2 separate regions of the Homo sapiens genome follow, and region 2 is linked to region 1. A link is a loop called in an ENCODE intact Hi-C map of the cell type or tissue named here. Cell type or tissue: Caco-2. All regions are shown on one strand. Links, peaks and the distances in the headings refer to the core of each region. The heading gives the core; the rest is flanking DNA.

Region 1 (5,984 bases), core at 448-5,447:
CATGTGATATATGTGGATTTTTCATTAAAGTCCCATTGGTCTTAGCATTAATTCACATGCCCACTTGTCAAGATGACATTTGTGCGAGAGGCATCTTCAATGGGCCGGGAACGCCGCGCCTTTGGCAGCTGCGGGAAACACAGAAGACAGAAGCCCTCCCATTCTCAGCCACCCTCAAGTCTGTCAATTACACTCTTAGGTTGCTCAAAGCTATAGCTTCTTTCTTGCCTTCCTGAGGTTTACCACCAGGTCGAATTGAATAAGAGGATCCAAAGTGACAACCCGGTCACAGGCAGGTTTGATAGCATCCAGGTGAGCCCCGGTATCATTCCTGTTATCAACAGGGCACATATTAAAATACAGTAGAAGAGAAGAGCTGTGTCAGACTCGTCTAGTGACCCGGAGAGGGCTTTCTCTCAAGTGTCTTCTAGTAGAAACCCACCTGCAATTCTGGCAATTGGCAAAACGGTTTCACTCGTCTCAGGGAAACAGCTTGCTCTCAAAGCACTGTGAGCTATATAGTCACGACTAAGGCAGAAAATCCAAGAAAAACTAGCTCAAAGCTATGCTCAAGAACATGGAATCTAGCCAGGCGTGGAAGCTCAACGCCTGTAATCCCAACACTGGGAGGCCAAGGCGGGTGGATCACTTGAGGTCAGGAGTTCAAGACCAGCCTGGCCAACATGACGAAACCCCTTCTCTACTAAAAATACAAAAATTAGCCAGGTGTGGTGATGCACGCCTGTAATCCCAGCTACTGGGGAGGCTGAGGCAGGAGAATTGCTTGAACCTGGGAGACGGAGGTTGCAGTGAGCCAAGATCACACTGCTGCATTCTATCCTGGGTGACAGAGGGAAACTCCATCTCAAAAAAAAAACAAAAAACAAAACAAAACAAAACAAACAAATAAACATGTAATTTTACTCATGCTTAAAAAGGAAACAAGGCCAAGTGTGATGGCTCATGCCCATAATCCTAGCACCTTGAAAAGCTGAGGTGGGAGGATTGCTTGAAGCCAGAAGTTCAAGGCTGAAGTTATCTATGATCATACCACTGCATTCCAGCCTGGGCAACAGAGCGAGACTTTGTCTCTAAAAAACTAATAAAAACATAAATAAATAAAAGGATATTCGATCACACATTTTGTTTAGCCACTCATGTCAATGGACATTTGGGTTACCTCTTCCTTTTGGCTACTGTGGATAAAGCTGCTATGAACACTGATTTTTCTTTTAATGATACCTAGCACAAACACTTGAAGCTTCAGAGAGCTAGTAGAATGATGAGAAAAGTATTTAATTCATTTTTATTCTATGATGGCTCACTGGTGCTTCTATAAAGATGCTCCATTTTTCTGGGCAGCAAAACAATTTTCTGACCTTAGTCATCTCCATTTCAGCCACCTAGCATCACGGCAACACAATGCTGCTCCCTCTGTGAAACTCCTGACAGCAGCTGTGAGAGTGTCCCATCCCTGAAAGAGCCCCCTCTCTGCCCTGGAGGGATCTCCAATCCCTCAGGACACCCTTCTCACATCTCTTACCCCTGCAGGACTTCCTCCTGCCCGGAGTCTGCTCCTGTACACCAGGAACTACCTTCCTCAAACCATCCTTGCCCTCCTGGCTGCCATTCTCCAAGACCGGCTATCTTCTGGACCCTCCACCCCCATGTGTTCTTTTTTTTTTTTTTTTTTTTTTTTTTTTTCAAACCTCTGGTGGCCTCTGTTTCCTTTGCTGGTTTTTATGCTGCCATGATCTACGTTTATGGAAAGCAAGCTGCCATAAAGGTATAGTCGAGAAGATTCTGCCCTCAGCTCTCTTTTCCTCTTAATGTTCTCTTCCTTGAAGATCTGATTCTTCTTGTGGATAACTTCCAAACCTACACCTTTCTGCCTCATTTCTTTCCAAAGCCTGGGACCCACATTTCCAACTGTTTGGAGCACTTTATCACAGGGCCCTCAAAATTATCATTCCCAAAGCAAGCTCATCTTCCCTTATCGTACTTGTATGCTTCTTTCTTCCTGGCTTCTTTGACTTCCCTCCCATTTTCATGACCATCCTCTGAGCTGACTGTGTTCAAAACTCTAGGTGGCCTCCCCTCTCCTTCCTCACTGTCTCACAGAGCCTTGGCTGCTCAGTGATATCTCGACATTCAGTCAGTCTGGTCCTCCCAGCCAGTCTCCCGCATGCTTTCCACGTGACTCTGGCCAAAGTTTCTCCTAAAACATGCAGCTGATCCTCCATGAAAACTGCGTGCACCCCATAGCCAATTCCGAGGGCCTCTTTGTACGACTGACTGCTTGCTGTCTCCCAGCTCCCAGCTGGCTCGTAAGTGGAGTTTTGTACCCTGCAGAATCTACCAAGGCACTCTGTAGCAAAGCAGGCCTTCCACCTGTCTCGGGGAACCCAGCTGGCCACCTTGCACTCAGCCTCTGCCAGTCACCTCAGGGCTGGCATTTGGGAGTCCTGACTGCACGCCAAAGGTTGTTAAGTGGCTTTCTCTGAACTCATTTGAACAGCTGAGTAAACTGTTCTTGCTTTCACAAGGAAAAGAACTCCTGAAGTTATTAGAACTCACCAAACCAGTTTCCTTGTTTTTGAAGAAAGCAGGTAATGTGGCTTTGCCAGCAAGAAGCAGGCCTTGGGCGTCCATCTCCTTCTCAGGTGTGTTTACTCAGGAGAAGGTGACATTTGGATAGGGGCAGGTGTGTTTGCTGAACTGAGCTTCAGCCTAATCATTCCGGAAAACTTCCTGAGACTTTCTCTGCCCTGTAATTTCCCCACTGTTGATGGAAGTATATTGCAGTCTCATGCAGGACTGCGAAGGGAAGGTCACACTCACTAGATCACTTATATACCAAATTCTGGGGAACTTTTGCTGCATATTATACTTTAGATCTCTTTCCATTAATGATAATCATTGAAAATATTACCATGGAATAAAATCTGGACTTTAGTTAATGTAACATACCAACGTTGTTTTCTTAGTTTTGCCGACTCTCCTATGGTGACATAAGATGTTAACGGGAAGAGGATGGGTGCAGACCATACAGAAACACTATTGTCTTGGCAACTTTTCTCTGGAATTATTTCCAAATAAAAAGTTAATTTTTAAAAAATGATCAGCTTCCCCGCTTTCTCTGCGCAGCGCAGTATACTAAGCCCCTTCCAGACACTGTGCCATTTGCGTAACACCCTGCATGGGAGATGCCATCCACATTTCACCCAGGAGGAAATGCGGTTCAACGAGGCCCACACCTACAGCTGAAGACAGCCCCATGGCGGGGGTGTGACCTCGAATTCGGATCTTACCCATCCCAATCGACAGGAGCCAACCTGCGCTTCCGTATCACGGCAACGTGAGGAAAGGCATGGGTACACATACATGCACTGAACACACACATGCGCAGTCTGTCAGTCAGTAGCCAGGGTGAATCCTTTCTTAATAATCTTCCCTGTGATCCATTCTTCTCACTGAACAGATTTAGCCCAAGGGTTGCCTGTTCTGTATAGGCAATGATGGTACATGTGTGTCCTCAGGGACAGAACTGGCAGCAACGCTCCATGACCACCCTGGATGTGACACCCACACCTGTGAGAGGACACGGCTCTCTGTGCCCTATGTGCCTGCCTCCTCCTTTGAGAGTGCAAGTCCCCCATGGGCAAAGCCTGCCACGCACACACTCACCTACTCATTCATTCATTCATTCACTCATTCATTCATTAATATATTCCTTCATGCATTGCTTGTAGACTAAAGAAACAAGAGTTATAACCAGTCTATGGCATGCAAACCAAGGAATCATAGACTGTTAGCACTGTCAGAGGCACTGCAGGGTCGGTTGTTGCAGAAAAGGTATTCATCACGATCACCCCAAGAAGTACTTAAAACACACAGATTCCTGAGTCTCACTCTTAATAAAGCTCTGATTCAAGAGAACTGGATAGGGCCTGGCAATCTGCCTTTTTCAAAGCCCCCTCCAGTTCCCAAGCCCAGTGACCCTGAGGCACCGCCAGGTTTGGGGTTTTGCTCCACAGACAAATCCTGTCTGGACATGAACAGTCAGTTTCTGCTGGAGCACCCCTGAGATGAAGGAGCTCCTGACCTCACAAGGCAGACTCTCACTGCCACGCTGCACTTAGGCTTCAGAAATCCTTTTCTGTGTTCAGACATTGTGCTTCTTTGGAAATTCACTCCATTGTTTCAATTTTGTCCTCTGGTTCCACTAAGAAGATGCGTATGCCCTTTCCCACAGGACCAGACTGCAGGTACCTGATGGGAGCCATCATGCTTTGGAAAGTCTCTTCTCATCCAGTCATTTTGTTTTAATGGAATGCATTCTCATCCCATTTGACACGTGAAAGCCGAGTGTGGTGTAGTGCTCTGCAGGAGTGCCGAACCTTGAATTTTGAAGGAGCCATCCTTTTCTAGGCTCTGGGCTCTTTTTAATGAGGCATTTTAGGGCAAATGTTCTTGACCTTGGCTACACTTTGGAATCACCTGGGAAGTTTAGAACCTACGAATGCATTGGTTCTACCCCTCAGAGACTCTGATATAACAGGGCTGGGTTATATCAGGCTGCTTGAGGTAACTTCAACGAGGAGCCGATGCTGAGAGGTGCAGATCTAGAGAGACACTGGTTTCTCTCTGTGTTGGTCTATGGCTCATACTAAACTCATTCACACTCAGCCTTTTTCCCTTGGAATTCCTGCCACACCAGGTCCTCCTCATCATGTTCTTGAGTAATTGATTAGCTTAACTTCACTGCAGCCCCTTCCAATGATCCCTGACCAGTGTCGTGTATTTGGTTTAGGTCTATTGTTGAAAGGCTACTGCAGGTCCCACTGATGGAGCTGCTTGTTGACTATCTGCTTTCTCTCTAGCTTTGAGAACTTTACATGCTTCTGATGTCTTTCTGTAAAACATGGGTTACATTATGGATCTTAGAAAGATACTCTACTGAAAACCCTCTGGGAATCAAATTATATCAACTGCTTTTTAAGCAACTCACTACTCTTTCACAGATAAGGTAAAGATTTATGGCCATGGAAGATCCACGCGTACGGCATTTACTCCTAAAATGAGTCGTATTAGACAGCTCTCTGCATTTCTCTCTGGTGGCGCCCTCCAATGGGGAGCCAGCCAAAGCCACCATGAAGGGCTTTCAGGGTACTGCAAACTGATGACATTTCCTGTGTGTGGCCTCTCCAACCTTATTTAAATCAACTGCCACATGCACTGAGACTGCTATAGTGACATCAGCTCAAGATGCCCTGAGCCTCCAGGAAGATTTGCCTAAGACGGTACTAACACATGTCTCGCTGGCCAGAGAACAAACTGCCAAATGGGTTCTCCAGAGTTGTAAGGTCTTTGACCCCATTATGAGAGCATCATTCAACTTTGTATGAATGATGAGACACAGGCAGAACACACGTGAAAGGTTCTAGGTCAACCTGGGGAAGGTAAAGTTACATTTGGTAGAATTTTAATTTTAATTTTGGAGACAGGGTCTTGTTCTGTCACCCAGGCTGGAGTGCAGTGGCACAGTCATAGCTCACTGCAGCCCTGAACTTCTGGGTTGAAGTGATTCTCCTGCCTCAGCCTCTCCAGTAGCTGGGACCACATGTTTGCATCACTATGCCTGGCTAATTAAATGTTTTTTTGTTGAGATGGGGTCTTGCTATGTTGCCCAGGCTGCTCTCGAACTCCTGGCCTCAAGTGATCCTCCTGCCTCAGCCTCCCAAAGTGCTGGGATTTACAGGCATGAGCCACTGTGCCCACATTTTTATTTTTAATTTTGAAAAGTGACATTTCTCTTATATTCATAATACCAAGACTCTTGCTAACGTGGCATTTTCAATTTTTCCCATTTCCAGCGAGGCTGACTTTGTACCTATTATTTCTCCAATTCTGGCTGTGCTCTCCCCACTGGGGCCTCTCAGTAATGCCTGTCACCTCCCTCTCTCAAGGGAAGGAGAATTGCA
Region 2 (5,000 bases), core at 1-5,000, 390 kb after region 1:
ATTTTTAGTAGAGACGGGGGTTTCACCATATTGGCCAGGGTGGCCTCGAACTCTTGACCTTGTGATCCACCCACCTTGGTCTCCCAAAGTGCTGGGATGACAGGCATTAGCCACTGGGCCGGCTGGCTAAATTCTTAAAACTAGATAAAACATGCCAGTTAATCCCTAAATCATAGAAGATTTGAGAAAATTCAGGAGTGTGATTAAGCAGCAGCAGCACACTCGGGACAGAAACAGACACACCAAACAAGACCACATACCCCATTAGGAGATTTCTAGGAACGGATGAAACAAGACAGTAACTGCTCTGGGGGTTGGGGCCAACTTTCTAAATGGCTACAAATAATCTGGCAGGTTTTCTTCATTGCCAACCCAATTGTCAGTTAATTGAAAGGGGACTATCTCATAGCAATACTGCCCCTAGGAAGGATCTGGGTTTGGGTGTAAGGCAGTTTGGGAGACCAAAACTTCCTGCTTGCCTGTCTGGCTCCTTCACCCTCCAAGGGAGCACATCCGGTGACCTGTCTGGTCACAAATGCCCCACTCTGGGTCACCTCTGCAGCAGCCCAAGAACAACCAATTGTGAGTAGCAAGGCTGGAAAATGCATCACCTGGGGAGGGATTTCTCAATGACCAGGAGCACATGTATTTTTATCTTTGGTGCAGTTTGCTATAATGCTGAAACTGAGGCAGCTCAATGCACATCCTATTTGCAATATTAAGTGAATTTACTTCTTTGATTTCTTCATCAAAGGGTACACCCAGTGCACCCTTTACTTTTCCTTAATGATGTGTCCCCTGTAGCAGAGACCATGTGTTTTACTCAGCCCTTTATTATGCAAGCCTAACGTAGTTTTGGTCAATAGCTTAATAAAAGTCAATCAAATTCTTGATTAGCAAGTACTTCCGTTTTCCATGGTTTGCATGTTTTATGCCATAGGTAACTAATTTGAAAATTGTCAGAATCAAAATGGAGTCAGTCACTAGGCCAGACTCGGTGGCTCACTCTGTACTCCCAGCACTTTGGGAGGTCAAGGTAGCTGGATCATCTGATGTTGGAAGTTCGAGATCAGCCTGGACAACACAGTGAAACCCCGTCTCTACTAAAAATACAAAAATTAGCCGGGCATGGCGGCACATGCCTGTAATCCCAGCTACTCACGAGGCTGGGGCAGGAGAATCACTTGAACCCGGGAGGTGGGGGTTACCGTGAGCCAAGATTGCGCCACTGCACTCCAGCCTGGGTGACAGAGCAAGACTCCGTCTCAAAAAAAAAAGGAGTCACTAATGTTAAGAACACCCGGACAAACAGCTAGAAAGGTCATAGAGGGTTCTCATGTTTGTACGCATGATGACAAAGACCACAAAAATCACAACTTTGCACAAAGGCCTTTGCAACCTCACACAAAAAATACTTCTGCAAGCACACATCCAACTGCTTGTCAACCTTGGACTGGCATCACCCTTGTTACTGACCTGTGCAGTCAGGGATAATTATCTCAAAACAACGATGTAATCCTCATTTCTTCCTTTATAAACCTTTCTCTTTTCGCCTGTAATCTCAGCACTTTGGGAAGCTGAAGCAGGACTACTTGAGCCCAGGAGTTCAAGAGCAGTCTGGGTAACATAGGGAGACTCTGTCATCACAAAATTAAACAAAACCAAAAAAACCCACAAAAACCTTTTTTTCCCTCAATATACTCATCATCTATGATGGCATGTACATTCCCATTGCAATGCTCTACTCCCAAATAAACGTTTTCTTTTTGAGATCCTCTTTTAGGTTGACACTAACAAAAAGAAATGCTATCCAAATGTACTTCCATCTCTTCAGCATGTGTACTCATAATATCAAATCTACAATGCTAGGCACTGCTCTAGGTGCTTTATACATATATTAAGCCTTACAACAACCCTGTGTGGTAGCCGTTAACTTTATGTAAGAGATTAAGGAGCTCCCGCAAGGGGCCACAGCCAGGCAGGAAGTGTGACCCCAGGGGGCAAAGCTTTCCAGCTGTCCACTCCTGTACAATGGCCTTGACAGTGATCTCATCCTACATAGATGCCAGATTCATGTGAGCATGGGGGCAAAAGTCCCTGGTGACCTACAGTTCAGTGTACCGAACAAACCAGCTCTTGCAGCAAACTGAATGTCTTCTCCAAACAGGGACAGACTGCTGCTTTTTAGGGTGGAGCTCCAGATGAGGCAATGGGTGCATTTAGGGCCATGTCTTATGCAGATCAGGCATCTTCAAACACCAGAATCACAGTGTCAAGAAAGTAAAATAGTCCACATACACCACGTTTATGGCACAACTTCACTGACTTTGCAAAGTTTCCCAATATTTTCCACAACTTTCTAGGCTTCCTCCTAATGCCAAGGCTGATTAGAGAACTTGAAAAAAAAAAAAAGTTTGCAGCTGGGCACCGTGGCTCACACCTGTAATCCCATCACTTTGGGAGGCCGAGGCAGGCAGATCACGAGGTCAAGAGACCATCCTCACCAACATGGTGAAACCCTGTCTCTACTAAAAATACAAACATTAGCTGGGCATGGTGGCTCACACCTGTAGTCCCAGCTACTCGGGAAGCTGTGGCACGAGAATCACTTGAACCTGGGAGGCATCTCACTTGAACCTGGGAGGCAGAGGTTGCAGTGATCCGAGATCGCGCCACTGCACTCCAGCCTGGTGACAGAGGGAGACTCCATCTCAAAAAAAAAAAAAAAAAAAAAGTTTGCTTAAATTATCTGTAAGTATTAATAGAATTTAGGTGTAATTCTGATAGCTAATGCTTAATGTGCCTGGCTTCTAAATCCATCTGAACCCTCTATAAGGTATGTACTATTATTGTTCCCATTTTACAGAGAAGGAAACTAAGGCATACAGAGGTTAGGTAAGCTGAGTACATGGTAGACTGGGATTTTTTAACTGACACAGTGATTTGATTCAGAGGTCAGCAGCTATGGCTAGCCTCTTTTGTCAAGTTTCACTGGGATACAGCCAAACCCGTTTGTTTACTATGGTCCATGACTGCTTTCGCACTGCAACGGCTAAGCAGTTTGTGAGACCCTATAACTTGCAAACACATACTTGTTCGGTGACGAGTGCTAAAATATTTACTATCTCGAACTTAGAGAACACATTTGCCAACCTCTGGTCTTAACCATACAGCACCATGGTCTTTTATGGTGCACCTTAGGATCACAGGAGCAAGTTGTCGGGCTGATCCAAACTCTTACATTTTCTACCCATCTGTTACAAAACTTTTAGGGGAAATAGGGGAACTAATTTCTGATTCATATCAAGTGGCACTATTCTGGTTTCCATTACAATCTGAATGCTAGTCAAGAGGACAGAAATGATAGATCAATCAAAAGGAAATACACAATGAAAGCTCCTGAATCATGAAAGAACAGATTTCATAATTATACTCTGCTGCCTTAGTGGAATTTAGAAAAAATTTTTTGTAATGTTTTACAAAAAATTATATTGTACCACTTTTGGATTCATTGAGAAGTGAATAATATAGCTATAATTTATCTTTAAAATGTTTGTATTCATCCAAATATAATAAATACATAGAAATAATCAGCCCAAATGTTGTCTGGCATACACTGTAAGGGTTACAGCTGTGTGGGGAAAAAAGGGTTTAAGTCTAGGGCAGGATGTTGTTAGAATTAACCCCTGCTCCTCAGCACCACCATTCAGAAGTTCCAAGTGCTGGAAATAAATATTCATGCTTCCTCCCAAGTGTGATGTGCATACATTGTGGATCATTCACTTTCTTCTTCTAATAGTGGTACTCATACTTTTAGGGCCGAGAAAGAAAATCTGCTTAGGAATAGCAAACATGGCAGGTTTTGGCTGTTAATCTTTTGTGGCAAAGAAGGTTAAGAGAAGCAAAGTGATTTCGTTTTTTTTTTTTTATTTTTATTTGAGATGGAGTCTCACCCAGTTGCCCAGGCTGGAGTGCAATGGCACAATCTCGGCTCACTGCAACCTCTGCCTCCCAGGTTCAAGTGATTCTCCTGCCTCGGCCTCTGGAGTAGCTATGATTACAGGTGCCTGCCACCACACCTGGCTACTTTTTGTATTTTTAGTAGAGATGTGGTTTCACCATGTTGGCCAGGCTGGTCTCCAACTCCTGACCTCAGGTGATCCGCCTGCCTTGGCCTCCCAAAGTGCTGGGATTACAGGCGTGAGCCACCGCGCCCGACCTGCAAAGTGATTTCTGTGCAGCAGAGAAAACTGACCCAACAATCCTCCTAGGCAGAATGAAGCAGTTATTAAAACATTTAGCTAGCTCCTTAGCCTTTCACGTTGCTTAAACAGGCACTCACTCAAAAGATTAGATCATAAAAATATAATGCTTGCAAGACTGTAAGTAAGCACCCCCCTTATTTATTATCAGACCAGGTGCACCAAGACCATTTATTTGCTTATGTCTTTACTGATGGTTCTGTCAAACTACAACTCCAGAGTTATAAGGTTGCCTCTCATTACAGAAGTGTCAATTAGATTTAAGACAATTTTACTTTTCTTTAAAGATACAGCATTTAAAAAATACTCCAAATTGAGTTATGCCAAAGTTTCTAACACTTGTGCGTGTAACTTGTTACAAAATTCCCAGAAAACGTAAGAGCCACACACATTTTTCCCCTCCAGAAATAGCTTGCATTTATAAACAATATATATCACTTGCTGACATGCAAGACCCCTAAATTTGGTACAAAAGCCAAGAAAAAACTCCATGGATTTTCATCTTGCATAGACAGAATGAGGTATTAAAAATGCTTCTGCAGGTCCTTTCAAAGAATTGTTAGTTCATGGTACATCTCACAGTTAGTTCTGAGCTCTGGGTTTCAGAATCATGTCACACTAACAGCATTTACTACCAACCTTCCCTATTAACTTGATTCAACTCCAATTACCTCTTTGCTTTTCTGCTTTTATCAAGGAGGATGCTGCCAGTCTGCATCTAACAGAGCGCTTCTTTCA

What was found. Peaks named below come from ENCODE experiments on the same cell type or tissue, not always from the same donor. Only the 100,000 strongest peaks of a DNase experiment are listed, where the experiment ranks them.
Region 2: a loop joins it to region 1, with 2.4 times the contacts of the local background. A loop is called at or near these places in 5 of 110 quality-filtered maps.

What each region holds. Positions count from the first base shown.
Region 1 is chr13:98,413,176-98,419,159 of GRCh38, reverse strand. The region is part of intron 16 of FARP1 (FERM, ARH/RhoGEF and pleckstrin domain protein 1); the gene reads right to left. Among named protein-coding and RNA genes, the nearest start is that of FARP1-AS1, 20 kb to the left of the region's middle. In Caco-2, for the core only: no CTCF peak of the experiment used is centred there; a DNase peak (open chromatin) is centred at 2,649.
Region 2 is chr13:98,023,716-98,028,715 of GRCh38, reverse strand. It overlaps IPO5 (importin 5), which reads right to left. Exons shown (of 29, transcript NM_002271.6): 29 at 4,420-5,000. Among named protein-coding and RNA genes, the nearest start is that of IPO5, 73 kb to the right of the region's middle. In Caco-2, for the core only: no CTCF peak of the experiment used is centred there; a DNase peak (open chromatin) is centred at 2,072.